Regions from separate parts of the Homo sapiens genome. Here region 1 is linked to region 2. The links are chromatin contacts, found by Hi-C in ENCODE. All regions are on one chromosome and are shown on one strand. The core of a region is the stretch at or near the end of the contact, and the rest is flanking DNA. Distances in the headings are between cores, read along the strand shown. Region 1 overlaps PDE7B (phosphodiesterase 7B). Region 2 overlaps PDE7B (phosphodiesterase 7B).

Region 1 (7,025 bases), core at 4,470-6,969, 40 kb before region 2:
ACTTTTAAGGTTCCATTAAACACATTAAGAGCCAATGACACCATCTTTAAAGTCCTCTAAAGTAACTGTTGGTTCGATTCAGAATTTCTGCAATTTCATGGTTTAAAAAAAGTTAAATCAATTCATTACCACAAGCAGTCAAAATATACACAGAATGTTATAACATTTAATTTTCCTGTTTTTAGTTACTAGCACAGCAAAAATATGTGTGCTATAAATGTAAAATGTTAAGTAACTACAGGTAAAGATAGCAAAGAGGAGGGAATAGATTACCACTGGGGGAGACGGGAGGCCGCTGGAGATCAGGAAAGGCATTTTAAAGAGAGAGATGCTTGACCTGGGCTTTGTTGTTTGAATAGAAAATTTTCAGTTGACTGAGCCAAGGAAGAAACATTTCAAGCATAAAGCAAGGCTCACCTGATGCATAGTCAGTTGCTTAAAAGGATTATGAAAGTATAAATTGAGGAGACTGAGGCAAGGATGAAATGACAGAGAGAGAGAGCGAGGGAGCACCGTGTCTTGCTGTTTTTTGAAGAGCTGTCTATCATAAACCTCTGCCTCTGTGCAGGAACTGAAAACAGCTTAAATCACCACTTTCTAAAAACAAACAAAAAAATGCCAGAAGTTTTGAAATAGTCTGTAAGTGTTCCTGAGGGCCCCATTGTTGTGCTGCTGTGGTGAAAATGATGCAGCTGAAGACACCTGATGCTCAGAGGAAATGCAGCATCAGGAATAGGATGAGTAAGGAAGAAGGTAAGAGACAGTTTGGAAAGTGAAGCCACTCATCTTTGGGGTTGCATCCTATGACCTGCTGCTGCATAGATGGATGATGATGAAAAGGTTTTATGCCCATTCCAGTAAGGATGAGCCCTCATCTCCCTGAGAGTGAGGAGGCACAGGAGGAAGAACAGGAGGCAAACACACATCCTTTGGAAAGGTGTTATAAAGCCTGTCTCCACACAGGCAGGCAACCTCAACAGCAGACCAGGGTGCAGCTTCCCTGGGAATCCAAGTGGCTTCAGAGACAGTTTCCACTGAATGTGAGGCAGTGGTAGAGAGGTATAGTAAGACTCAACAAGCTCTGCTTCATCATGTCCAGAAAAGTGTGCCTTTTAAGTAATAAGAAGCTACAGGAGTTCTGCTTTTTCTCCAGAGTATTGCTTTTTCAGGAATTAGATGTTCACTAATATAGAACATAAATAATAATGTACACCTATCTCCACAGACATGCTAACAACTATTGAATTAGATAGTTTTATCAAAGGGTGCAGTTTGTAATATGAATTTTAATCATTTAATTGACTGAAACAAACCTAAAGTGCTAAGAGTTGAAGTGTCAGAGTAAAATTTTCTGCCCAGGTGGGTTTTTCCATTTTTCTTACCCTACTCACATGCAACACTGGTTTAGCGTTACCTCATTTCATCTGACCAAGACCCATCTCCCTGGGCATCCTTCTCCCAATTGCCACATAAACCTCAGTTTTATTCGTTTCCCTCACTTTCCTATGTACTCAAGGACTCATTGTTTACTGGAGACCAACCCTGTTTTTTTCTCCCTTTTAAATCTTTTCTTTTCCCAGAGTATTAACTTCTTAATAATATTCTTTACAGATTATTAAGTCATAACTTAAAAAAAGTTCCTGGCATAAATCATTAAAATCAAAACTAGCCAGATTTTTATTTCCTACTCTGTTTCCACGAGAAAGGGAGAGGTAATTTTTGATGTATCTTTTCCATCTACCCCATCCCTCACCGCCAATGGCACGCCAGGATTCCACTGCATAGGCCTAGCCAAGACTTCAGATGCATAAACACACACTCATGTTCTTTCTTCTGAAGTGAACCCACCACTTTCCAAATATCTAGCAACATATTCCTCAAAGAAAGAGAGTGCCCTGTAGTCAGCTGTGGCTTTCTTAGTTTACGAAGCCCCTTGGGATCCTTCCCAGGCATGCTGGGTGTCTTGGTGGTGGTTGTATCCACTGTCAGAAACACAGTGAAGTTCTCCACAACCGTCCCAAACACAGCACATTCTTATGACAAGACAAAGTCCCTGGGAATCATTATTTCCACATTTGTGAGTGAGTTGATATCAATAAAGGTGTTTATATTGCTGACATTTGCCAAAGGGGAAACCAAGTCAAGAAAGTTTACCAACTTGCCCAGGACATAAAAAGCTTGCATGCCAAACTCAGTGCTGGGAACATAATACATGCTGTAAATGGCATAGTTAAAAATTGGAAAATGTATTTTACTTTATAGAAAGAATGATAAAAAGCCACCCAAGGAGAATATTCTCCTAGGGATATCTCTAACTTGTTGACAAGAAATGTTAGAGTCAGGATGGCCATTAAAGAGCATCCAATTCCACCCCCTCCTTGGTGGGGACTGAAACTCAGGAAATTTGGCTTGTGCAAGCCCAAAGGGCAAGCATTTGTCAAGCTGAGTCCAGGACCCAGGTTTCTTGATTTCCAGTCAAATGCTCCTCCTACTAAATCACTCTTAATTTCAAGATGCATTTCTATCATACAGCAGACATTTGGAAGTCACAGCCCTCAGACCTGATGCTACACAGTTCATTTTCCTCCCTATGGCTTGGACTCTACAAAGAAAGGGAGTTAGTTATCAGACTTGGTCCTGTGACCTATTACACCCCATGGTCAATTTACCTGGAAAGCTGCGGAGAGCATCTTCATTGTCCAGAATGCCTCTCTGTTTGGTCGCCTGCAGCTCACTTTTGGATTTCCAAACCAGCTTTACCATCCTGATCATCTCTGGCAAGTCCCAGGGCAGCGGCCCCTGCTGGCACCCCGGCCGGCTTCCCGGGGAGGAGGGCAGCACACCTTCTGGGCCTGTCCACCTCCTGCCTAGCTCTGCTGGGTGGAAATATCGCTCTAGCACAGGCATTCTGTCTTGTGCCCCAGAAGAGGAGGTAGTGGTGGTGGTGGTGCTGCTGCTGCTGCTGCTGTTGCTGCTGCTGCTGTTTCTGCTTCTGCTGCTGCTGCTGCTGCTACCACAGGGGAAATTCTTCCCAGGCAGGGAAAAGCGAACCCCCGTAAGATCCTCTCCAGCTTCGGAAAGACAAGCCTCCTCCAGCCTGGCACAACCTCCCTGTCTCTTCAGGCCCTCCACAAACACTGCCGACGAGAGCGATTCACTTCCCTAGGTTTCTCTCTGGTGAGAAACTGTTACTGTACTCCTTCCTTAGAGATAGAATGCATTTTTTTTCCCCTCCTCTCTCTGGCACTGAGTTCACAGCACTTAATTAATCCCAGGCTACAGCTGGAACGACAGCAGGGAGAAAAAAAAAAGCCATCGAGGTTCTAGCATTTGCTTTTCCTCTTCTTTCTTCTGATTTATTTGTTCTCAATTCTCTTTTGGTGCTTGTCAAAGTTTGTTGACTCTTAGCTCTTTGTCGGCTTAGCTCTTAAGGACTTCAGGCAAAGAAGCGGGGCTTCCCCTTTGCTAACCTCACAGAGGGGCTCCCCCCTTGCTGGAGGCCAGTTATCTGGAGGTGTCAGGTGAGGAGTCACCCCTGTGGTACAGGCTCAGGCCTGCAAGCCCCAAGGAGTTCTCAAAAAAACAGAGGAAGCTGAGAGTCTGCAGAGCCAATCTGCAGCTGCTTCTCTCTGGAGGGCCTGATGGGGGTTGGGGGGCACCTTGCCCAGTCACCAAGACCAGTGCTGGGATGGGCTTGGTTGATCCTCAGTGCCTCAGTTTGATCACTCTCGCTCCTTCTCCACATCCCTCCCCCTTGTGTCATTTGGTTCTCGGCAAACCTATCTGGGTTATGACCTATTAGTCAAATCCCTTCATAACCTCAGCTGCCCTTCAGCTGGAAGGGAAATAACATTGAATCACATTCCACAGTTAACTCCGAAAGATGCGAATTCGGGAAGCATCAAGATCCTCATGCGTATGGGCAGTGGCCTGCATAGCCTGGATATGTGGCTCAGGCTCATTCAAAACCCATTTTCAAAGGAACAAGCATTTTAAAGGATGTTCACAGGGGACATAAATGGCAATGAAAGAAAGAAAAGAATGTTAACAATTCACCTTCTGGAGGGAGAGCACTGTTGATTTATTATGTGGGCCACTGACTACTGTGTCCCCGACCTGAGAGTGGTTGAATCGAGGGCAACATCAACTGTGGGCCATGCCTCTTGTTCCTAGTCTCAGAGATGGAGGCGCTAACCCTGAAAGTAAGAACCAATTCAACAAAAGGCGATGCCCCCTGTAGCTTATGTGAAAGGCCTTGGACAGAAACGAAAGTAGGGTAGTTTTGTATTTGGCACTTTTGCCAGCAAATTGGGTTTGTAGGAACAATTTGAACTTGCACATTCAAGTGAATAGCCCCTGTTTTCTTGGAGAACATTGTAACAATCCCATCTTCCTCTCTTCACGTCTCCACATTGCAAAGTGCTTTATTTTGCTTGGCATGCCATTTTGCTGGTGTATAATCTGTTGCTTCTGCTCTACATTCCTTTCAAGGCTGGTTTATCACACAATTATTTGATATTTCTTCATGGGAGAGAGGAGGAAACTTGGGGAAGAGGAGAAAGATCGTTGTAGAGTGTGTTTTATTTTCATTACTCCCACCTCATTTCTTTTTAAAGTTGAAACCAGCAAAGACAACTGTAATTTTATTGTTGTTTTATTATTTCTCTAAATCCATGGTTAATAAGTTTAGTTTTCCATACTGGATTAAGTGAATTTTCTTTTTTCTGGATGGAAAAGCATACTGGCAAACCTACTCTCCTTCCTAACAGGTGAAGAAGGGGCAAGAGGGTATAAAACAATAATAAAGACATTGAAGACACTGCTTTTGGTGAATTTTGTTATGAAAATATTGATCTAGCAGCTCTTTCTATAACAACCAGATATACATACAACACAATTAGGGAATAATCAGCGGTCTACTTGATTAGAAAGATGTGCCCTTCCTTTTTCCCTCTCTGATAAGAGATGAAAGGATTTCACCATCAGTTCAACACTTCCACCACTTTGACAGCCCGTCCAGTCCTTATCTTACCCTTCCATCAGGCTGGGGGCATCAAGACTCTCTAGGATTGAGATGATTTTATTTAATAATCACATGTAGACTGTTTGCTTTATTATCATATTTCCTGAATAATGTCTTAAACTCACTCCTCAGTCACAAACTTCCTTGACATAACAACTGAAGAGTTTCCTAAGTGTTTGACTATTTTTATTTTTGTTCAGTTATTTTGCAATAGTACTTAGCATCAGGATATCCTGACCCTTGGAACAAAGGGGTTAAGAACAAAGAAAACAAATATGTGATATCATATATCACATACACTAATGTACTAAGAACACAACACTTCATTGTTCATTTCTTCAAGAATGACTTTTTAAAAAAAATCCAAGGATATACATTTCCATTGTATCCTCTGTACTATTTTATCTAGTTCCTTGTAAAAATATCTTAGAGAAATTACAAAATGTTGGATCACTGAGCACGAATACTTCCTAGTGGAGATGAGTCAGGGCCAAGCCATCACCATTTCACATTTTCATTCCCAAGGAGGAACCTACTTCATTTGAAGGTTTGAAACCTGGAAATATTTGCACAATTTAAAAAAAGTTCCCCCAATATGGGATTATTTTCATCCTGGAGTATAAGGGCAAAAATACCACAAGAAAGGTCATTCTCATGGTATTTCTGGCTCACATAGAAACAGGAAGTACAGGAAATCTTGCGAGAAAGCTTGGCTCGGAAATTTTTGGCTCAACTGCAGGTTCAAGAGATTGGGACAAACTGATGCGAGGCTAGTACTTGCTGGACTAAAACCTCTCTACCATGTGAATTATCTGAAAGGTGGTTTTGTTACATTTCGTAGCTAACATCTCATAGGCTGGGATCTCTTTTGTTTTTCAGATAGTTACTTTAGAAGAACATGCCTGTAAACCTATAATTTTCACTACTCAGTGGACATCATTCATCTTGATATGGTATCTGCAGCCAGAAGTTTGGATCACTGAGGGTGGGGAAAGGGTGGGGTTGTTATGTGATCAAAGGAATCATGGAACAGAGAAGACCCATCTAGGTAACTTGTGAGGATTCTTACACATGTTAATATCAGTAATTAATGGGTTGCAGACAGGACATTTTAAGATAGATTTTCAAAATAACCAAGTTCTTTTTCAGGCATTGTGAATCAACCCAAAATAATGAGAACTAACAAAGTCAAAACAGCTTGTTCCAATGGACAATGGACACCTACTTGTATCAAAAAGACTTTGCTGTTCCTGGAAGTACTGTTACTTGTTGAGGGTGTGATGGCTTCATGGCTTCGAGGTTACTTTGAGGAGCTGGGGTGCCGGCTGTGCGGGCCCTGAGGGCCCAGGGTCCCTGAGGGGTGGTTGAAGTGCACTCCAATGCATCTGGAGGTGATGTTCTTACTGACAATGAGCAGGTGACTGGGTTGGAGAGGGATATCATGATGGCTGCACGGAAGGGACTGGACCCATATAATATACTACCCCCAAAGGCAGCTTCAGGTACCAAAGAGGACCTTAATTTAGCCCCCCTCCTTCACCAGCAGTGGGCAGCATCTGTGAAGAGAATAGTGCCATCATCTGGTTTTGGCTGGACAAAGGTGAGCCCCGGTGATGCCCTGACTGGAAACTATTACAAGCTGCCCCACCAGTGGGCCCACTGAGCCCCTGCACTAAGTTACTCAAAATGTGCTAAAAAGTTTCTTCTTTTTAATAAAAACTAGCCATTGCATTGGCTCCTTCTTCCAAAAACTAAAAATAAAAAGACTTTGCTTTGTGGTTGGAGCTATAAAAGAATTGATAACCCCGATACTAAAGTATACAACCAAGAAAAGTGTCAAATATATAGTTGATTTAGAACCTGGATTATGTTGAAGAATTTTTGGTGTTCTGAGGGCTATGTAAAAATCTTGTAGACTATGGGTGCTCCAGTCACTAGGCAGATAAGCATTTATTATACATGATTTGTAAAATAAGGCATTTATAATGTTAAATATTTCTAA
Region 2 (6,286 bases), core at 2,606-5,105:
CCTTCCCAAACTAGACTGAACCACAGACAACTTATTGACTGAAGTTCTCTGATTCCTCTAGGTCTGAGGAGACATTTCTTCTCTCTTTGCCTAGGAGTCTGTGGCAGAGAAAAGGTGATAAATTCACCGTTCTCTTCCTCTTTCTCAGCATATATTATATTATATTAGCAAAATTAGTTTTCCCAACCTCCCTTGCAAATTTTCTCCCTTGTAGTAAATTTGAGAGCCATATTGCTTTCTCTCACTCTCTCCCCTCCTCCTTCTTTCCTCTCTCTTTCTCTTTTTCTTTCTTTCACTATTTAAGTCAGTGATGGAAAAAGAGTGAAAATTGTAATGTCTAAGTATCACTTTAAGGAGTGTTTTTTTTTTGTTTATTTTTTATTTTTTTTTATTTTGAGATGGAGTCTTGCTCTGTCACCCAGGCTGGAGTGCAGTGGCGCCATCTCGGCTCACTGCAAGCTCTGCCTCCCGGGTTCACGCCATTCTCCTGCCTCAGCCTCCTGAGTAGCTGAGACTACAGGCACCCACCACCACGCCTGGCTAATTTTTTGTATTTTTAGTAGAGACAGGGTTTCACCGTGTTAGCCAGGATGGTCTCGATCTCCTGACCTCGTGATCTGCCCGCCTCGGCCTCCCAAAGTGCTGGGATTACAGGCGTGAGCCACCACGCCTGGCCAGGAGTTTTAATTATGTTTGTCAATTTTAAGGCAAGGTTGAAAAATAATTCAAGATAAATATCACATTACTTAAATAAACCAAGACATATTTTTATAAGATAAATAATCTGCATTATATATGTTTCTACTTAGTCGACAGGAACCAAGGCGAACAATGTGTTATACCATAGTCTACACAAAAAACTGTGTAAAAAACTATCCAGAAAACTGAATTCCAACTGGTGGCAGAAAGAATAATAGTGAACCTCTATTTTCACTATGTAAATAAGTATTTTTTACTTGGAAAAACTATGAAAATCTCTCTTTTTCTCCTCCAAAAAATATAATTATGTAATTATATTGGACTTTTAAAATAAAAAGTGATTTCAAATACATTACATCAGTTAATTATAGGAGTCTTAGAAGGTAAAATGGCCATATTCTATCAATACACTGCAGTAGAGACTTGCCTAACGTAAAATTTACAGTGGTAGAGTAGCTTGGAAAATAAGTTTCCTGACTCCATTTCCATTAGTGTATGTTTGTTTGTTTTGTAAAATGTACTAAATGATCCTTATAGTAAGTGAGGAGTAAAAAGGCAGTATTAAAAAGAAAATGACCATATAATAACCTCCCACCCACTGGCGATTGCTAATACTCTGTTATCTTTCGAGTCTTATCCCTACATATATATTACATAGTTGATATTGTATCATTTATACCATCTTGTGTTCTCCTTCTCCATTTAACATTGTAAGAAAAACAGTTCTCCTTTTCTTAAAAACTTTTTGCAAATATAGTGTTTAATGATGTTTCAACATATGCTTCTATGATAATTAAATTCATCTCTTTTCTATTCATAGGCATGTAGATTGTTATTAAATGCTTGGTGCTCATAAATAATGCTGCAGAAACATCTCTGTATAAAGAGCTTTTTCCAATATTTTAGATTTTTTTCTTATGATAGATTCCTAGTAGTGAAATTTCAGAAAAAGAATAAATGCATATGAGTTCTTTTTACTATAGAAACTGCTTTCTATGGCTTTTTTTTTTTTTTTTTTTTTTTTTTTTTTTTTTTTTTGAGACAGGGTCTCATTCTGTCAGCTAGGCTGGAGTGCAGTGGCATGATCATGGCTCATTGCAGCCTTGACCTTCCAGGCTCAAGCTATCCTCCCCACTCAGCCTCCCTAGTAGTTGGGACTACAGGTGCATGCCACCACACCTGGCTAATTTTTGGATTTTTTGTTGAGACAGGGCCTCACCATATTGCTTAGGTCTTGAACCCCTGGGCTCAAGCAATCTGCCCATCTTGGCCTCCCAAAGTGCTGGGATTTCAGGGTTGAGCCATTGTGCCCAGCCTGCTTCTTGAAATTACCACATGGTCAATAAAAAATAAAACAACAACAACAAAAAAACCGAGAATAAAGTCACAGATTTGAAGTGAATGATGGCCTCCAGCTTCCATCGGGACTGGGCTATTAAAGGATAGTTCAGAGGAGTGGATGATGGTCTCAGTGTTTCTTATCAGATTTAACAGTTGATCACAGTAGCATATCTCCAATGGACTATACTCAAATTTAATGTGACTAATCTTCACAGCATCCCTGTGCTCTAAGTGGGTATTGCTATTTCTCGGAAGGAGAAAATACCAAACAGTATATTTGCTGTTATCTACCCTGGATCCTTCATATTTACTCACACAAGTGCTGTGCATACTGGAAAAGAAGTAGGGTAACTAGATGGATTTTTCTTCTCAGTATTGGATCAAAACAAGACTAAGATAAAAGACTACAGTTGGACCAAATGAACATATTTCTGCTGTTTAGCATTTGACACAGGGACAGAGAATGAGTTAAAAAGAGAAACGGATACTTCTCTCAGCAACAAAGCTAGATTGTCTAAATGGGTTAATGTGAGAAAAACTTACAAAACAGTCCTCCTTGTTCTATATTGATAAAAATCTGTGCTTTTGCCTCCGTTATTTTCTCGCCTTTTGTAAGGATAGAAAACTAATACGGTATTATGTTACTTCTTAGTGGTAGGGAGTCTATACAATATGTAAGTTAAAGGGAATCTAAATCTATCACATATTAGTAGTTGAATCATTTGGTGAATCAGTGAATTTCTGACTGAAGTTAATTTTTAGCTCAAACATATTTGTGATCTATATAACAGCAAGTATCCTTGCTTGATTTGTTTGAATAAACAAATCTAGAAATCTAGAAAAACCAGTTTGAAAGACATTCTTGTTTACAAATGGACCAATAATTATGCCAAAATATAAAGTCATAATTTTGAAATTAGAAAATTATATGCTATTATTCTCAATATATTTATTTAGGTTTGCCTATTTGACACTAGGAAATTGATGTTCTCTTGGTAAAGATCCTGTGTCTAGGCATGTATCACCATCAAGTAGAGGTTTTATTTTAGTCAATGGTAAACTTTTCATGAGATTTGATCTAACTTTGAGAAATAAAAATAAAAAGCACCAACTCTCTCTCCTTCTCTGTGTGTGTGCATGTGTGTATCCATTTATTTAAAGAAAGCTGAGAAATTTATGGTGTTAATTAACAATTAAATTATAAAACAATTCCTTATAATAGGCTTTTAAAGAAAAAACCTCTTTATGTTTATGTTAATTCTCTTCATTAATTTTTATTTTAATGTAGTTCCAATTATTCCATTTACAAATAAGTTTAGACTATTTATAATTCACTCAAATTGTCTTGTTGTGAAATGTCTTTAGTTAATGGATATGGGCAAGGCTTTGCGCTGGTATCCCTGGGCTGGTAAGAACGTCTCTCAGACTAATCAGCTAAGCAGAGCAGAGGAAGATAACCTGTTTTGCACAGAACATATAGGTATGCTGGTCACTTTTAAGAACTTCACCACAACGGTCTTTTTCTAACACTAATTTTCTATTCTCCTCAGAAGAGACCAACTTCCCATTTGTCCACACTGGCTTTCATTTTCTGCTGTTACCCCTGAATCGACTCATACTCATCAGTGTCTTCACTGGCTGATTAAGCATGAGTCAGAAATTTGTTCTGCCAACAACAACAAAAAATACTATTTTTATCTCCTTCAGATGTAAACCTTTAAAAAATATATTTTTTAGAATCTTTAATGTTTTCAAGATAGTGGGATTCAGACACATTTCTATTGATACACACCATGCTTCCTTTTCCTGGATTTGTCAGAGGAAGTTGCATGTCTGTGGCTGGATTTAGATGGATTAGTATGGACTGAGTAGCGGTGGTACATATGTATGGAGCGTGGGGCCGGGGGAGGGTTAAGGTTTGGGACATGAACTTGGTGGCCAGAGGGCCTGGAGGCCTGTAGGATTTGTGTGACCAAAGGCCCGGGCCAAAGGGTCCCAGGGCAGCATGAAGGGACTTGGCCTCACTGATAAGAGGATGCAGAGTTGGGAGGGGACATGAAGAAGCAGGATGGATAGGTCTCATTCTGAATAATCTTTGATTATGGGGAAGCCAGTGCTTACTATTGATGAAAGTGCTGTTTTAGGAAGATTTGAGAGCATGAGGAAAGATAAAAACTGAGCCCTATGACTATGACTAACTCTGTTTTAGATCCTTTGAATTGCTGATAGCACTCACTGTTTCTATGCCACATTTTCTGTAGTAATATTTTTTAAAATGAGAGCTTTAGTACATGCTAATATAATAATTCTTAGCATTCTCGAATTGTTTAATACGTATTTGTAGTTATTATGAGGAGTTGCTATCTTATTCTTTACTCTCAACAATGCCAAACCTGTGCTAGATCCTCAATAAGTGCTTGTTGAATATAATTGAATAAATGAGATTCATTAGTCTTCTAATATAATAAAGACAGTGTTCTTGAGTTTAAAAAGTCTCTTCCAATCGGATTTTGAGTGTATTATAGGCTCTATTGTATCCATGACTTCTATAAATTGTGGAGACATTTCAGTTGGCTTTAATGGCTTTCTAACTCTGAATCCATTTATACATGTGCTTTGCTGCAAAAGATTAATTAATAATTAAATATTTCCTTACTCTAGGTAGGATGGAGTCAAATGTATCTTTGGTGAAATAGAAGCTTCAGATAAAATTTGTGTAACTCAGCCCTGTTGAGGAGAACCATACTATTTTTTTCACCTCTAGTAATATAACTGTGAATGATACATTCATCTTTTCATTTTCGTATGAAGTGTAAAATAACTCATCCACTTTAACAAATGTGCTTATTCTGAAGTGTTTCCTCAATGGAATTCACAAGACACAATCTCAGTGGTAATTAGGCCAATGTCCTCTCCTTCCCACCTCCCTTCTTAATATACATAAAACACACACACACACACACACACACACACACACACACACACACACACACAGATCCAATACAAGAACAGGCAACTTTAGTTCTTAGTATAATTTCTATGAGTTTACTTCTGCAGGAGATTAAAGGAAGGGGTAGTTTAAAAACAGAACTGAGAAACTGGGATCCCTCTTAGATTTCTGCAAGCTGTTTTTCAGGCTGCTGTTGTTTATTACTTTGCTTACTCAAGTTAATTATACCTCTCCTCCTATGTCTCTTTGGATAGACCCGAGTTTTTATAAGGGCTGGTCCACATCCACTTGACTGGTGAAGGAAAGAAAGCATGCTTTTTATTACCACCAGTACTTGTCTTATGAAAGATAGGAAACTCAAAGTTAAGCTTGAAATCTCTACCTCTACCTTGGTCACTTTGTTAATCTGCCCGAATTTTGAGGTTCAATCTGCCTTAATGCTCACCATTAATTCAGCCCATCAGTTAACCATAAACCCTTTAATAATGTCCCACAGGAATTCCTGAGTAGACACAAGTTTCTGGCTTGCTTTGAAATTACACAAGGCCTCCTCATAGAAATGGTTAGGACTGTCAACAGACATGCTCTTTTTACCTAGTTTAAGGGAGAAGAAGGCTGCTTCTGTGCCAGCTTATAACAGTCTTGCTGCCTTCTCAGCTGTATCAGGGGCGCTCAACCCTGGCTGAACGTTAGAGTCACCTGGGGAGCTTTCAAAAATATCAGTGCTTGAGCCTGATGCTAGAATCACTGCATGATGAGACTGGAGCATCTGAATTTTAAAAATCTTCCCAGGTAATTCCAAGGGTTAGCCAGGCTTGAAAACGATGGAGTTAAGAACCAAGAAGACACTCCTCTGAAAGATGAAATAGGTGATACCTTCAACTCTATTGCGGAATGCTAAGATGTTGGCTAAGGCTGAACTTTTGATGTTTATCTTTAGAGTCACATTCAGGATAGCCTTCACCTCTCACCAGTTGAGTCCACCTATCAGAGTTGTCTCCATTTTTTTCATGCCACCTACAGAAATGTGACCTGGCCCAATGTAGCAGGGGTTGACCAGACTGCAGAGGACGGGGAGTTCAGCTCACAATGAGGATGGAGAAGGTAACAACTGGGCGTGATGATAGGAGCATTTGGACCACTAAAGGGTTTCACAACTCACTGTGTGACATTGGGCAAGTCACTGAATTTTCTCCAACCATATTCTCCAGCCAAGTAAATAAGAAGTCATTACCCTACACTTACTTCACAGGGCTGTTGGGAGGGGCACATGAGATTGTGTACTTGAAAGCACTT

What was found. A loop is a pair of places that touch in the nucleus more often than their neighbours do. Pooled maps may share reads with other maps.
Region 1: a loop to region 2 is called in a map of endothelial cell of umbilical vein, with 10 times the contacts of the local background. The contact joins two enhancer-like sites. A Hi-C loop is called at or near these places in 1 of 168 maps with a recorded cell type or tissue (endothelial cell of umbilical vein) and 1 of 50 pooled maps.

What each region holds. Positions count from the first base shown.
Region 1 is chr6:136,034,173-136,041,197 of GRCh38, reverse strand. All of the region lies in intron 2 of PDE7B (phosphodiesterase 7B), which reads right to left. It also overlaps the pseudogene COX5BP2. Among named protein-coding and RNA genes, the nearest start is that of PDE7B-AS1, 35 kb to the left of the region's middle. RefSeq lists enhancers at 2,393-2,893, 2,894-3,394. Within about 2 kb of position 5,719, at least 4 of the 41 ENCODE cell types and tissues checked have a DNase peak (open chromatin) inside an H3K27ac peak, as active enhancers do; they include endothelial cell of umbilical vein, where a contact is called at or near this core.
Region 2 is chr6:135,992,865-135,999,150 of GRCh38, reverse strand. All of the region lies in intron 2 of PDE7B (phosphodiesterase 7B), which reads right to left. Among named protein-coding and RNA genes, the nearest start is that of PDE7B-AS1, 77 kb to the left of the region's middle. Within about 2 kb of position 3,855, at least 2 of the 41 ENCODE cell types and tissues checked have a DNase peak (open chromatin) inside an H3K27ac peak, as active enhancers do; they include endothelial cell of umbilical vein, where a contact is called at or near this core.